Linked DNA regions of Mus musculus: region 2 is linked to region 1. A link is a contact called in ENCODE POLR2A ChIA-PET data. All regions are on one chromosome and are shown on one strand. Each heading gives the region's core, a stretch centred on a gene start or an enhancer-like site at or near the end of the contact. The rest is flanking DNA. Distances are from core to core; before and after follow the strand shown. Region 1 holds the start of Slc25a39 (solute carrier family 25, member 39). Region 2 holds the start of Itga2b (integrin alpha 2b).

Region 1 (6,184 bases), core at 3,345-5,844:
CTCGGGGCCACCATACCTGTAGATGCCAGCTTTTTGTTGCTGTTGGTTTTTTTTTTTTTTGTGAAGATAGAATTTGGCTGTGTAGTCCTGGCTGGCTTGGTATTGGAGGCACTCCTCCTGCCTCAGCCTCCCAAGTGAAGGAATAACAGGTGTGGGCCACTGTGTCTGACTGGGGACCCCCAAACGTGCACACGTACCCCAAGACACTACAGCCACAGCTGTGCACAGAAGACCATCATCTTTAGACAAGGAATGAATGGGGCCAAGATACTGCCTGGCCCAAGCTCCTCGGGCCAAGCTATAACAAACATGGGGATACAAAAAAGGGCGATCATCAGATTTGGTCTTGAATTCGGGAGGCGGGAGAGGGGCAATCCTGGGAAGGGAAACAGCAGGAATCCAGGTCTGAGGACAGCCTGGGTGACTGGACTGGGAGGGAAGGCACTTGGCTCAGTCTCCTGATCCCACCCGTGCAAGAGCCGGTTGCTCCCCGACTTTCAGCGGCCCAGAGGCTGCTCCTGGTTGAGCCTCTGGAAGAAGCTTTTGCCAAACTCGTAAGTGCTGATCATGATGGCACAGGAGGGTGCAGCCTTGATGATCCTGGGGAGGAAGCCTGTGATGGAAAGACAGACCACAGTGAGGGGTCCAGGTCCCCTCACACACACAGCATGGATATGTATCATATATGCAGTGCATTCACAGAGACAGACCTGCAAAGAGTCCCCTGGTGCCAGATTCAGCCCGGATTCTGCGAAGCAGGAGCCAGGTGGAGTCCACTCTGGGCGGCTTCACTGCAGATGCAAGGCCCGGCTCAGTAGGGCTCAGCTCAGGCCCCTGCCTGCCCTCTCCCCTCACCAGCCCAGCTTACCTCTCACAGCCTCCACCGCTCCCAGTGACATCTGTCGCTGTGTCTTCACCACATCGAAGGGTAGGGTAAGGGTGGCAGCCACCTGGTCAGGTGAGGACAGGGCTCAGCTCCATTCCCAAGCCCTGAGAGGGACTAACGCATCTCAAGGGCGGCTGAGGAAAGCACACAGGCTCCCTGGCAGGCATTGCAATGTTCTGTAGGTCACCTCTGGTGGCCCTACCCCCAGGGCAGTCAACTCACCATTCCTGAGATGCCACCGGCCACGAAGCTGATGCCCACCGATGTCTGGTCTTTTGGTCTCAGTCCGCTCAGCCAGCTCTTCACCAACTCGTAGTTGAACCAGTACAGAGCTTGAGAAGGAGATACACACTCATTAAATGGGGGGGGCAGGGAGGTGGGCTCCAGACTTCTCACCCCTCACCCCCACAGCCACACCATCCCAGGTGCAGGCTTGCCTGCTCTCAACCAGGTCCTCCTCACGACTTAGGTCAGGAAAACCTAGGCAAAACCCTAGGTCCCTGCTAGACCTGTCCTTATATAATGAGGGACCCAAGGTTCAGGGAAGTGATTATGACTTCACGGCCATTTTAGTAACGAAGGAGGGACTTGGTTAAACATTACCAAGAGCCCTTTACCCTAGGCCCTGACCCCGAGCGCCTACCTGAGAAGGGGACATCTCGAAGAGCTGTGGGACCCCAGCCCAGCCACAGAGAGCGCCAGCCACCCTGAGTCACCGCAGCTTGAACAGAGGAAGCCAGCTCACGGTATGACACATGCTGAGCCTGCAGCTTGGTCCGCACGAGCTCCAAGGGGCTGACAACTGTCACGGTGCCCACTAAGGAGGCGAGGGTTGGTAAGACAGCAGAAAGAGGTCAGGCCAAAGAGGTCATGCATTCAAACCCAGCTGCTGCCCCAGGGCCTGAGGGTTTAACATACTCCCCCACCCCCAGGCTAGCAAGAGGCTGGGACTGGGACCCAGAAGGTCAATGGTTAGTTGTGCTCACTTCGGGCGAGGGCACCAGCCACCATGGGTGCGTAGAGGTCAGAGGTCAAGGACTGACCACACAGGAAGGCCTTGAGTTGGTCGTAAGCAGTGAAGTAGATAGCAGTAGCTGGCACGGTCATCACCCTGGGAGTATGGAGAGGCCAGGAAAATCACTTAAGGGCTCCCAAACCTCTCAAGCACCCCCTTCCCTACCCAGCCATGACTAGGGTACTCACAGGGTGGCTGGGAGGCCGCTCCACAGGGTCCTAGTGCCCTCATGCCGCACAATCTTCACAAAGGCATCCTGACCAAGCCAGCAGGCAGCCCAGGGAAAGAAGACAGAGATGAACAAGGCCTGCGATGGACTGGCTCAGCCTCTGCCTAGAGTCTTGCTTGAGTCCTGAGAAGAGCCAGTTAGCTCTACACTCACACCCCACTCCACGCCCCCCAACTTGGTTCTAGGTGGACTCCTAGTCCACCCCTTAAACCTTAAGGAAGTGGATGGACGTTGGTGCTACACATCTTTAGTCTCAGCACTCGGGAGGTGGAGAAGGTGGATCTCTGGGAGCTTGAGGCCAGCCTGGTCTATTACAAGAAGAACCCTATCTACCACTACCCCCCACACACACACAAACCTAAACAAACAAACCACACAAACCCCCACCCCCACCCCCAAAACCACAAAAAGCAAAGAACAAAACAATTCCATAGTAAAGAACTTTACTAGTGTGTATTACGCTATTAGGTCCTGTTTTTGATTCTCAGCATCAGGACCAAAAAGCTTTCTGAAGGAACAGCCTCCCAGGTAAGCCCTTCCTACACTGAACAACCACCCCATTTGCTTTCCATTCCCCACACCGGCAGCCTAGCCAAATCCAAATCGAGTCCCTCAGAGACACATTGATTCTGCTCCTTACCAAGGTGCCAGTGAACCGTGTGGGGTCCTGAAACCAGGTGGCACAGCGGGTACCATTTGGGCACAGGTACAGGGGCTCCAGGACTCCATTGCAGTATAGGAGGCACTTCCCTGGGGACTGTAGAGCGGAGGATGCTGGGAAAGGGAACGGACATTAGGGTGGAAGGGCCTGGAGCCTTGCTGGGTGACATAGCTGGGTCAATATGTGGCTATTCCAGTGTCAGAAAGCTGACTAATGTGGCCTCAAAGTATGGGGGGGCAGGAGGGGATCTCGAGAGAGGGTTTCTCTGTGTAGCCCTGGCTGTCCTGGAACTCACTCCATAGACCAGGCTGGCCTCAAACTCAGAAATCCGCCTGCCTCTGCTTCCCAAGTGGGACATTAAAGGTGCGCACCGTGCACCACCACTGCTGGGCTCATGTACTACTCTATGATCATGGGTAACCCAGGTACTCGAGGGATACTCAACACTTCTTCCCTGGGCCCTCCCAAGGGCCTGGGGCTTGGGGCACTCACATTTGGTGTAGGAGAGACTCCAGAATCTGGAGGGAGTTGTCAATTCTGAAACACAAAGGTCAGCCCTGGTGGTCAGGAATGCAGCCTCCCCCACTAGAACCCCATCTCTGGGAAATCCTTATTTTGTCAGGCAGCTCGCCTTGATCTGGTACTCACCGCTGGTTGCCGAGGGTCTCTGAGACTGAAGGCGGACCTTCACCACATCCAGGGGTGTCACTGGGGAAGGAGGTAGGTCTGAAGGTTCCTTCAGGACACCACTCACCCTCTTCTTTATCAGAACCAAACTGCCTCCAACCTTTAGCCCACATTAACCCCCAGCTGCCCCATCCCCCATCTCCCCAGGTCTTACTGAAGAGGGAGGTGACCACAGCCCCGGCTCCTGAGGCCACCATTTGCTGAAGGGGGCTAATGCCCCCAGGGTCCTGATCATCCATCTTGGAATTTCAATCCTGAAAACACACACCACAGTCAAATGGAGCTTACCCCCTGACAAGGCAGGCCTGAGTGGGGGGAGTGGGGAGCAAGCATGAGCTAAGGTGCTCTGGGACTTTAACGACAGCGCACTCAGGTCTCATCCAGAGTTTGCCTCTATAATCTTTAAAATCTAGAAATGTGCTCACTTTGCCGAGGGGAAAACTAAGGCTCAAAGGTTGCTGTGACCTTCAAGGTTACGTCATTCGTTTGGAAAGAAGCTAGAATAGCCGTCGGCCAAAGACAGTGATGGCTATTTTCTCAGCCACATGCTCCTCCAGACCAGAGGCCGAAAGATCAAACACCTGAGCCCCTCCACCCAACATCTGGGCGGACACATGAGCGCCCCGGGCGAGGAGAGGTCGAGTCGGGCACCGAGAGAAACGTGTAAACAAATCTGCTGATAGAGGAAGGTCCACCTTCCTTCCCAAGATTGCTGGCCCTCCCCCACACTGCCTGCCTGGGGCCAGAGAGGACAGGCCGTGAGGCCTGGATGGCAGGACATTCTCTGTCTGCCTCCTCTCTCTCTTAAACACAAGCCGCGGAGATGGAAGCAGAGACCTAGTAACAAACCCTTTCACCGAGACTCGGCCGCACTCCATGCCCAGGCCCAGTAAAGGGGTTCACGGAGAGGCCCACCCCCTTCCCGCGGCCTCGATTCCCCTCCCAGCCGGGGACCCTCGGAGAACCCACTCCAGCCCAGGCCCGCCCACCTGGCTCGGAGCCGGTCCTTGCGCCGCGCCACGCCAGGGGCCTGGCGGGCCCATAGCGGCTCCGCGGCCGGTGCAGGGTCCGCGCGTGCCCGCTTCGCACAGCGGCCGCCCGGGAGAGCGGTGAGACCGGCTCCGCCCCCAGAAGGCGAAGCCCCGCCCCGTGGCCGACCGGCCGCGCGCACGGAGTGCAACGAGCTCCGCCCACTCGCGGCCCTCCTCCCACCCCCCCAGTTCCGCCCTTGCGCCGCGGCCGCGTGGGCGGGTCGCCGCGGCCCCGCGCTCCTTGCGGCCGGCAGGTCAAGGTCGCCGACTGGACGGCGCTTGCACCCGGCTCCAGTAGCTCTCCTCTGCCCACGCCCTGCAGGAGTGTTGTCCGGGGAGTCCAGACCTGCGATCGCTGGAACTTTCCTGACCGCTTGGGTATTGCTGCTCCGCGTCCTTTTACGAGGCAGCTGCCGCGAGGGTCGGTTCTTCAAGGTCATCAGAGTGTGGGACAGCAATGGCAAACATCTGCCCACTTAGCTCCGTGGCGGGAGTTTACGATTTATGGCGAGCCTGTTGGCTGGAATCACCATCCTCTTTTACGGATGATGAAACGGGGTTGCAACCCCAGAACGCTTTATGACCTGCAGGGCAGCCTTGTCAGCCGACCTGCAACCTGGGCTAGACGTGGTGTGGCCCTGGGCAAATTTACAGGACCTCTTTGGGCCGAGGACACAGAGAACGTAGAGCAAGAAAGAAAACCAGTGTTTCGCGACAGATCTTAGACTGTTACCACTTTTAATACTTAGAAGTTTTTTGTTTCTTTCCCCCAAGACGATCTACGTAACCTTTGCTGGCATAGTTTCCAATGTAGGCCAGAAATGGCCTCTACCAAAACTTTTCATAGTAGGTAATTACAGACGTAGGTACCCCCATTTTACAGAAAATGAAATGGACTCAAGTTAAAACTTTTGCCGCTGCCTTCCCCGGTGGGCTTGCAAACAGCGCTGTTTCCGCACCAGCTCAGTACCCGGCACCCCACCGCCCGCCTCGCCTCTAAGACTTCCAAGCTAAAACGGTGTTAACAGAAACTGGAACACGCGGTGTGAGGCTGCACCTTTAAGAAGAAAAGGCCGCGGCTTTGACGTCACTACCGTCTCCGCCCCTCAGTCCCCAACTGGTTGCAGACCGCGCTGGAGCCGCCCAGCCAGCCCAGCTAGCACGTGGATTCCAAGTGGCCAACCATAACTTTACCCTGAGAAAACCCTTTCGGCATTTCCATGGCTCGGATCCTCCAGCTTTGGGGGCGGAGTGAGAGCAAACGGGTAGTTAGGAAAGCAGCCAATGATCAAAAGGCCCGGGCAGTCGGTTGGCCGTGAGGCAGAGGCGGCAGGAGAGTCACGAGTGAAGTGTCGCTTGTGCTGCCCTGTCCTATCCTGTGTCCTCTCACCCCAAACCTGGCTTAAAAGTAACACAAAAGCTGGGCATGGTGGCGCACGCCTTTAATCCCAGCACTTGGGAGGCAGTGGCAGACGGATTTCTGAGCTCGAGGCCAGCCTGGTCTACAAAGTGAGTTCCAGGACAGCCAGGGCTATATAGAGAAACCTTGTCTCGAAAAACCAAAAAAAAAAAAAAAAAAAAGGTAACACAAAAGTCGTTTCATAAGCTGTCGGTTCAGTTGGGAATCCAGCGCCTGCTAAGGCCATTTCAACCTCAAAGTTAATGTTTTACCACG
Region 2 (6,116 bases), core at 1,088-3,587, 62 kb after region 1:
TGTCCCTACCCTGGATTTGCTCCCTTTGACTTGTCCACAGTACCCACCACAATGACGTCATTCCAGCTGACGACCGACGCCCCAAGTCCTTGCCCGGTCTTGAAGGTTTGGAAAATTTGGAAGCCTAGGTTTCGTGTCTCATCCCCTGGAGGGCACAAGTAAAGGTGGAGCTCTGGAGCCCGGCCATCCATTTCCACCTGGGGACCCCCTTTCCCCTTCATTCTTGAGACTCACTGAGGTCGAAGAGCAACGGGTTGCACTTGCCACCATTGGCCTTCCAGGGGCACAGGAATACGGCTCCAGTCTCCTCTTGACTTGCGTTTAGGGCCCTGGGGGCGCCCACCACGATGGACACGCTGTGTAGGAAAGCTGGATGAGCACAGGTTATGGCCTTTCTATCCTGCCCGGTGCCCACTGCCCCAGCAGTACCTGGAAGGAGGCGTGGCATAGGAAAAACTGGACCACCTTTCCTCACAGATAGTCCTTTGAGGACAACCTCTTCATTTTAGCTGAAAGTGGATTCTTAGGAAATTAACCTGAGACTAAACCAGTTGGTTTGGTTTGGATGGGAAGGCTTTAATAATCCTTACTGAAAAGACCTGTTATGCTTCCTTTGTACACCGATTTCCCTCACCCTCACTCCCTCCCAACAAGAACCAGACAAAATGTCTGCCTGTCAAACTTCTAGAGAGATCCCTTAGCTAGACCTGGTTGAAAGGGGGAAGGCCGGGGAGAGCTCACTGGGATGTACGGTACTGACAGGGTTGAGGAGCCTAGCAGATCTCTGTTTAAATCAGGCCTGCCATATGTAAAATGGAGGTAATGACAACCAATGTTGCTGTTGGAAGAGTAAATGCAATAATTGTATGAGAGGTATTTAGTATGATCCGGCAACATGCTTTTGTAAACGTGTGCGTTAATAAACACACAGGATGCTTATTAAATCGTGCCCATGTGACCAGACCTTGGGGAATGAAGCAGGAGACCGGAAGAAAAGAAAGGAGTTGAACAGAGGCACTCAGGAGCTCTGATGCCAGGAGGGTTTCGTTTGGTTGGTTTTGTCTATTTGTTTTGAGATAGGCTCTCTCTATGTAGCTCTGGCTGTCCCGGAGGAAACTCACTATTTGGATTAGCAGGCTGGCTCTGCCTAACTCTGCTTTCCAGTAAAGGAGATTGGTTAAAGGTGTCTGTCATGACACCCATCAGGAATTCTATGTATTTATTCTGATGGAGTCTTGTTATGTGGCCCTGGCTATTTAACTTGTGGTAGTTCTCCTGCCTCAGCTTCCAAGTCCTGGGTTTGCAAGCACATGTTACCACACTCAGCTAGAGAAGTGCCCTTTAGAATCATTAGAATTGAGGCAACCCTGGGTTCTTCCCCATCACGAATAGTCTCTGCGTGCAAGCCATCTTGGGAAGGGGACCTGATTTTTGATGAAGTGGCTCTCTCAGGCAGAAGAAATAATTTCTTGCAGCTGTCTTTGAGAATAATTACTATTCCCCAGTCCTGGGCAATCCAGTGTCCATCTCAATAAGTCACTCAGGATAAACACAGCTATGTAGATGAGCCAGGAGTCTGACCTCAAAGCCTGATCCATACTGACTGTTAGTAATCTAATACTTCTTTTCAAACATCTGTAATTTGGAAGGAGGTGAGGCATGGAACGGAGGAAAGCAAGGTGTACCAGGTAGGTACTTGTAGCTTTGCCAGTCAGTTTAGGGTGAGGGGAGGGAGGTAAAGCCGGTCACATCACTGACACTTGGGGAAAAGGAAAAAGGAAGACATCAGCTTTAAACTTTTGTGCTCATCTCCCCATTGCTATCTCTCCCCAGTACCCACCCTGGAAACGGTCCTCCATTGACAGGAGCTCCACTCAGACCGGAGAACTGACCTTGCTCATCTAGGTACTGAGAGAGTCCACAGGAGCAATTCGAGGGTGCAGACCTCTCTTAACGCCCATATGTCCTTTAGCGCTCACCTTCCATGTTTGTCCTTATGAAAGTCCACTGAGAAGCCAAAGTGGCTGCCATTGGGACCTGCATAGACGGAGAACTTCTCAGAGTCCAGGTTCAAGGCCCAGACTGGAGGAACAGCACTAGGACCCAAGAACAGTGGTGTCCACTGCAGAAGCCACAGGGAATGCCATGCGCAGGAGGCTCTGGCCATCTTCCTTCTTCCCAAACGTCCTAAACAGGAATGGGCCAGCTCTTTCCCTTTCCCTGAAGTTCCCACCACCGGAAGTTTCAGCTTATCAGACTGGAGCTCATGGCTGAGCAGCAGGCATGGCAGAGGGCAATAGCCTCTAGACGTCGACTAGGACGGGGGAGGGCCCACCCCGGGGATGGATGCTGATGGCTGGAAGTCACTGCTTCCCCTTCCTCTCCAGGAAAGCTCACCTCCATGTCCTGTTGTCTCTGTTTCTCAGCCACAAGCCCGGCAATCCCCTTTCTCTTTCTCTTCCTCTGTCACTGTGAAAGTCCAGCCACCATCCCTTTCTGCCTGGGAAAGTATAACCATGAATTCGCTGCCTGGCTCACTTTGCCATGGCCCACAGTTGTACAGCTCTTACCTCCCCCATGCAGCTGACCATCCTGCTCTTGAATGCTGTGATGTGGCCAAGGGGAGAGGAAGGAGTAAGCAAGCTGTTCTCCCCTGATAAGACCAGAGGCTGTCATCATTTTGAGTAGGACATTTACCCACTTCCTCCCCCATGAGCCTTTGGGCAGCCTCAGCCGGTTGCATTTGACCATCACTTTCCTCACGTCTCCATCTTGAACCAAGTCTTAGTGTGGTTACACTGGAGCCTTCAATACTGGGCAGAGGGGTGATGAATGGGTCTTGGCCTAAGTGGGGGGAGATGGAGCTAAAAGGACATCATTCTGAGGTGCGGCGTTCACAGTCCTCGAGGTTGAGCACCAGCTGTTCAAGTGAACAGCTTTGCTCCTTTTTGGTTGACAGTATCTACATAAATAAAATAGATTGAAAGATAGCTAGAATAGAACCTTCCAGAACTGTTTGTGGACGGAGTCACTGACTAGGAGAAACCTCGTGAGTCCTCAGGATGGCACCATGGCATACACACACATGGGCATGGTACCTGATGGCACTTTTTACTGGGTTGAGTACCCGAGTCCTTTGAGAGCAAGGGTTCTTTCTGCTGTCCTAGGGCCTAGCCCACAGCCCAGCATGTAGTGCTGCTGAAAGGCTGAATCTGAAGTCTTCCTAAAGGATGGAAGGAGTAAACAAAGTGAGGAGGGTCAGATTCTGCGTAGAAATATTCTTCTCGGGCTGGAGAGATGATGGCTCAGTGGTTAAGGGCACTGACTATTCTTCCGAAGGTCCTGAGTTCAAATCCCAGCAACCACATGGTGGCTCACAACCATCCATAATGAGATCTGACACCCTCTTCTGGTGTGTATGAAGACAGCTACAGTGTATTTACATATAATAAATAAATAAGTCTTTAAAAAAAAAGATCCTTCTCTATGGGGGTAGGGGGCAGAGAGCAGAAGAGCACCACGCATGCCCTGATGGTCTTGCTTGCCTTTTGCCCCAAGGCAAAGGGTCGTAGGACTATAGCCACACCCTCCTTTAAGTCTTTTCTTTTTTCCCCTCCTTTTCTGCAGTGCTAGGGATAGCCTTTCGAATGCAGGACAAGTGCTCTACCATGAAGCCATGTCCCCTCCATCTTTATTTCCATGAATTAACCACTGCCTTATCCTACTTTACCACTCTCCCCTCTTCTGAAGCACTCCTAACTCTTCCCTTCCTCGCATGCCTCCCCTTAGCACACAGCCTAACATTTTACCCCTCACTAAGCAGAAAGCTCCTTGGATTTTATTCAGGGCTCTCTTCACTGGTGTGTTTCCAGTGCCAAAACATGACAGGTATGTAGTCAGTCACACACCAGTGTCTGCTGACCCTCTGTCTCCCTACTGTTCCCAGATAAGTGCTTCCTGAATTGTTGGTCTGTTCTGTGTAGCCCAATATTGACTCACATCACATGGTAGTTTTTTGCCTTACAATTAAAAAAATTTTTTTTTAATTTATTTACGTATGTGAGCACACTGTCACTGTCTTCAGAAACACACTAGAAGAGGGCATTGGATCCTATTACAGATGGTTGTGAGCCACCATGTGGTTGCTGGGATTTGAACTCAGGACCTTTGGAAGAGCAGTCAGTGCTCTTAATCCCTGCGCCATCTCTCCAGGCCCTTGCCTTGGATTTTTTTTAACCACAGTTTAAATCCGTTTTGTGTATGTATGTATGTATGGGCATGTGTGCCAAGGCATGAATATGGGGGTTCACAGCTTTTTTTTTTTTTTTTTTTTTTTTCCGAGACAGGGTTTCTCTGTGTAGCCTTGGCTGTCCTGGAACTCACTCTGTAGACCAGGCTGGCCTCGAACTCAGAAATCTGCCTGCCTCTGCCTCCCAAGTGCTGGGATTAAAGGCGTGCGCCACCACGTCTGGCGGGTTCACAGCTTTTAAAAATTGGTTTTCTTCTACCATGTGGGTCTCAGGAATTGAACTCCAGCCATCAGGCTTGGCACTGAGTGCTTTCACTCACTGAGCCTTCTCCCTGTCTTTGTTCCTTCACTCTTACCCCTTGTGGCCTCTTTTCAAATCAGGGTCTCAATAGCCCAGGCTGGCCTTAAACTTCAGATCTTGCTGCCTCCACCTCTGGAGCTGAGACTCCAGGGATGCCACTACTAATGCTGGTTTATGCACTGGAGTAGACTCTTTGTTGTTGTTTTTCAAGACAAGATTGCTCTGTGTATCCATGGCTATCCTGACATTTTGTAGACCATGTATGTTAACCTCAAACTCAAAGAGATCTGCCAGCATCTGCTTCCCAAGTGCTGGGATTAAAAGTGCATACCATGTGACAAGCTTTATTATTATTATTTTTTTAAACGTATTGTTCACGTGTGTGTGCTTATTAGCACCATGTGTGTACAAGTGCCACAGAGGCCAGAGGGTTTTGGTTCTGCAGTTACAAGCAGTTGTTAACTGCCTGATGCGGATGCAGAGAAGAGCAGTAAAGCCTCTTAACTGCGTCTCTCCAGCTCCACTTACCAGAGTTTTAGAAAACAATTTCTATTGTTTGAGACATAAAAGCTACAAAGACAAGTCAAGAGTCTTAACTCAGTCTAGAGCAGGTTAAGCCCAGGACACTCAGGACCGCCACCCGGGGACAGCAAGTACGCCTTGGAGAACAGAAATTACGAAGTGGCTCTAGAAAGTGGATCCGGCTGGGACTATTTTAGGAAGACAAAGACTAGCCTCAGCAGAGTTCTGGGTATACTGTCCACAGGTGGAATGCCACAGGTAGGATTCAAGCACAGGTTGCTTTGTCTGGTTGACACTGGGAATAATACACGTAACCAGAGCAGGAGACCAGAGCTCAGGAATCAAGAGGAGGAAGTAGAGGGCTAAGTGAGGAGTGCGTAAGGGGTGGGTGGGTTATGAGGGCAGGAATGGCAGGCAGGGACTCACAACACTGAAGGGGACTTGAACGCCACACTAAGGAATTTGAACATCTATTTATCAGAGATGGAGCGTTCTAAAGATTTTCATTTTATTTGAGACAGGGTTTCACTATGCAGACCAGGCTGGTCTGGAATTCGAGAGATCTGCTTGCCTGTTGCTCCCTGAGTGCTGGGATTAAAGGTTGTGTTAACATGGCCAGCTATCTAAAGATGTTAGGAAATCAGAGATTAAGTCACCAGGTTTAGTGAGATGGCTCAGGGGCAGCAGAGGTCTGCAGGCTTAATGGTGCGCGTTCCATCCTCATTGTACAAGGTGGCAGGGGTACCAGCTCTACATGCTTGCCAGCGTTCAAGTACAAAATAAAATTAGGAAACAGATTGTGCTGGCTAGGTTTATGCCAACTTGACATCTATTTATCAGAGATGGATAAGCTAAAGTCATCTAAGAGGAGGAAACCTCAATTACGAAAATGCTTCTTCCCTCCCACCCACCCACCAACCCCCTAAAAAAAAAAAAAAAAAAAAAAGAGAGAGAAAGAAAGAAAATGCTTCCATGAAGACTGAGTTGTAGGAGGCAAGGGCCCAGCCCATTGTGGGCGGGGCCATCCCTGGGCTGGTGGTCCTG

What was found. ChIA-PET counts read pairs that join two places held with the same protein, here RNA polymerase II (POLR2A).
Region 2: POLR2A ChIA-PET joins it to region 1 with 23 read pairs in embryonic stem cell. The contact joins the promoter of Itga2b here to the promoter of Slc25a39 in region 1. POLR2A ChIA-PET finds 5 or more read pairs at or near these places in 3 of 5 experiments (Patski and embryonic stem cell).

What each region holds. Positions count from the first base shown.
Region 1 is chr11:102,402,923-102,409,106 of GRCm38, forward strand. It overlaps Slc25a39 (solute carrier family 25, member 39), which reads right to left and starts at 4,595. Exons shown (of 12, transcript NM_026542.3): 1 at 4,468-4,595; 2 at 3,633-3,732; 3 at 3,440-3,499; 4 at 3,284-3,328; 5 at 2,771-2,904; 6 at 2,090-2,157; 7 at 1,873-1,997; 8 at 1,530-1,703; 9 at 1,109-1,218; 10 at 869-950; 11 at 711-791; 12 at 47-613. The coding sequence starts at 3,717. The coding sequence ends at 498. It overlaps Mir6930 (microRNA 6930), which reads right to left and starts at 2,065; the gene lies at 1,998-2,065.
Region 2 is chr11:102,467,546-102,473,661 of GRCm38, forward strand. Itga2b (integrin alpha 2b) reads right to left here and starts at 2,338. Exons shown (of 30, transcript NM_010575.2): 1 at 1,980-2,338; 2 at 235-356; 3 at 48-145. The coding sequence starts at 2,167.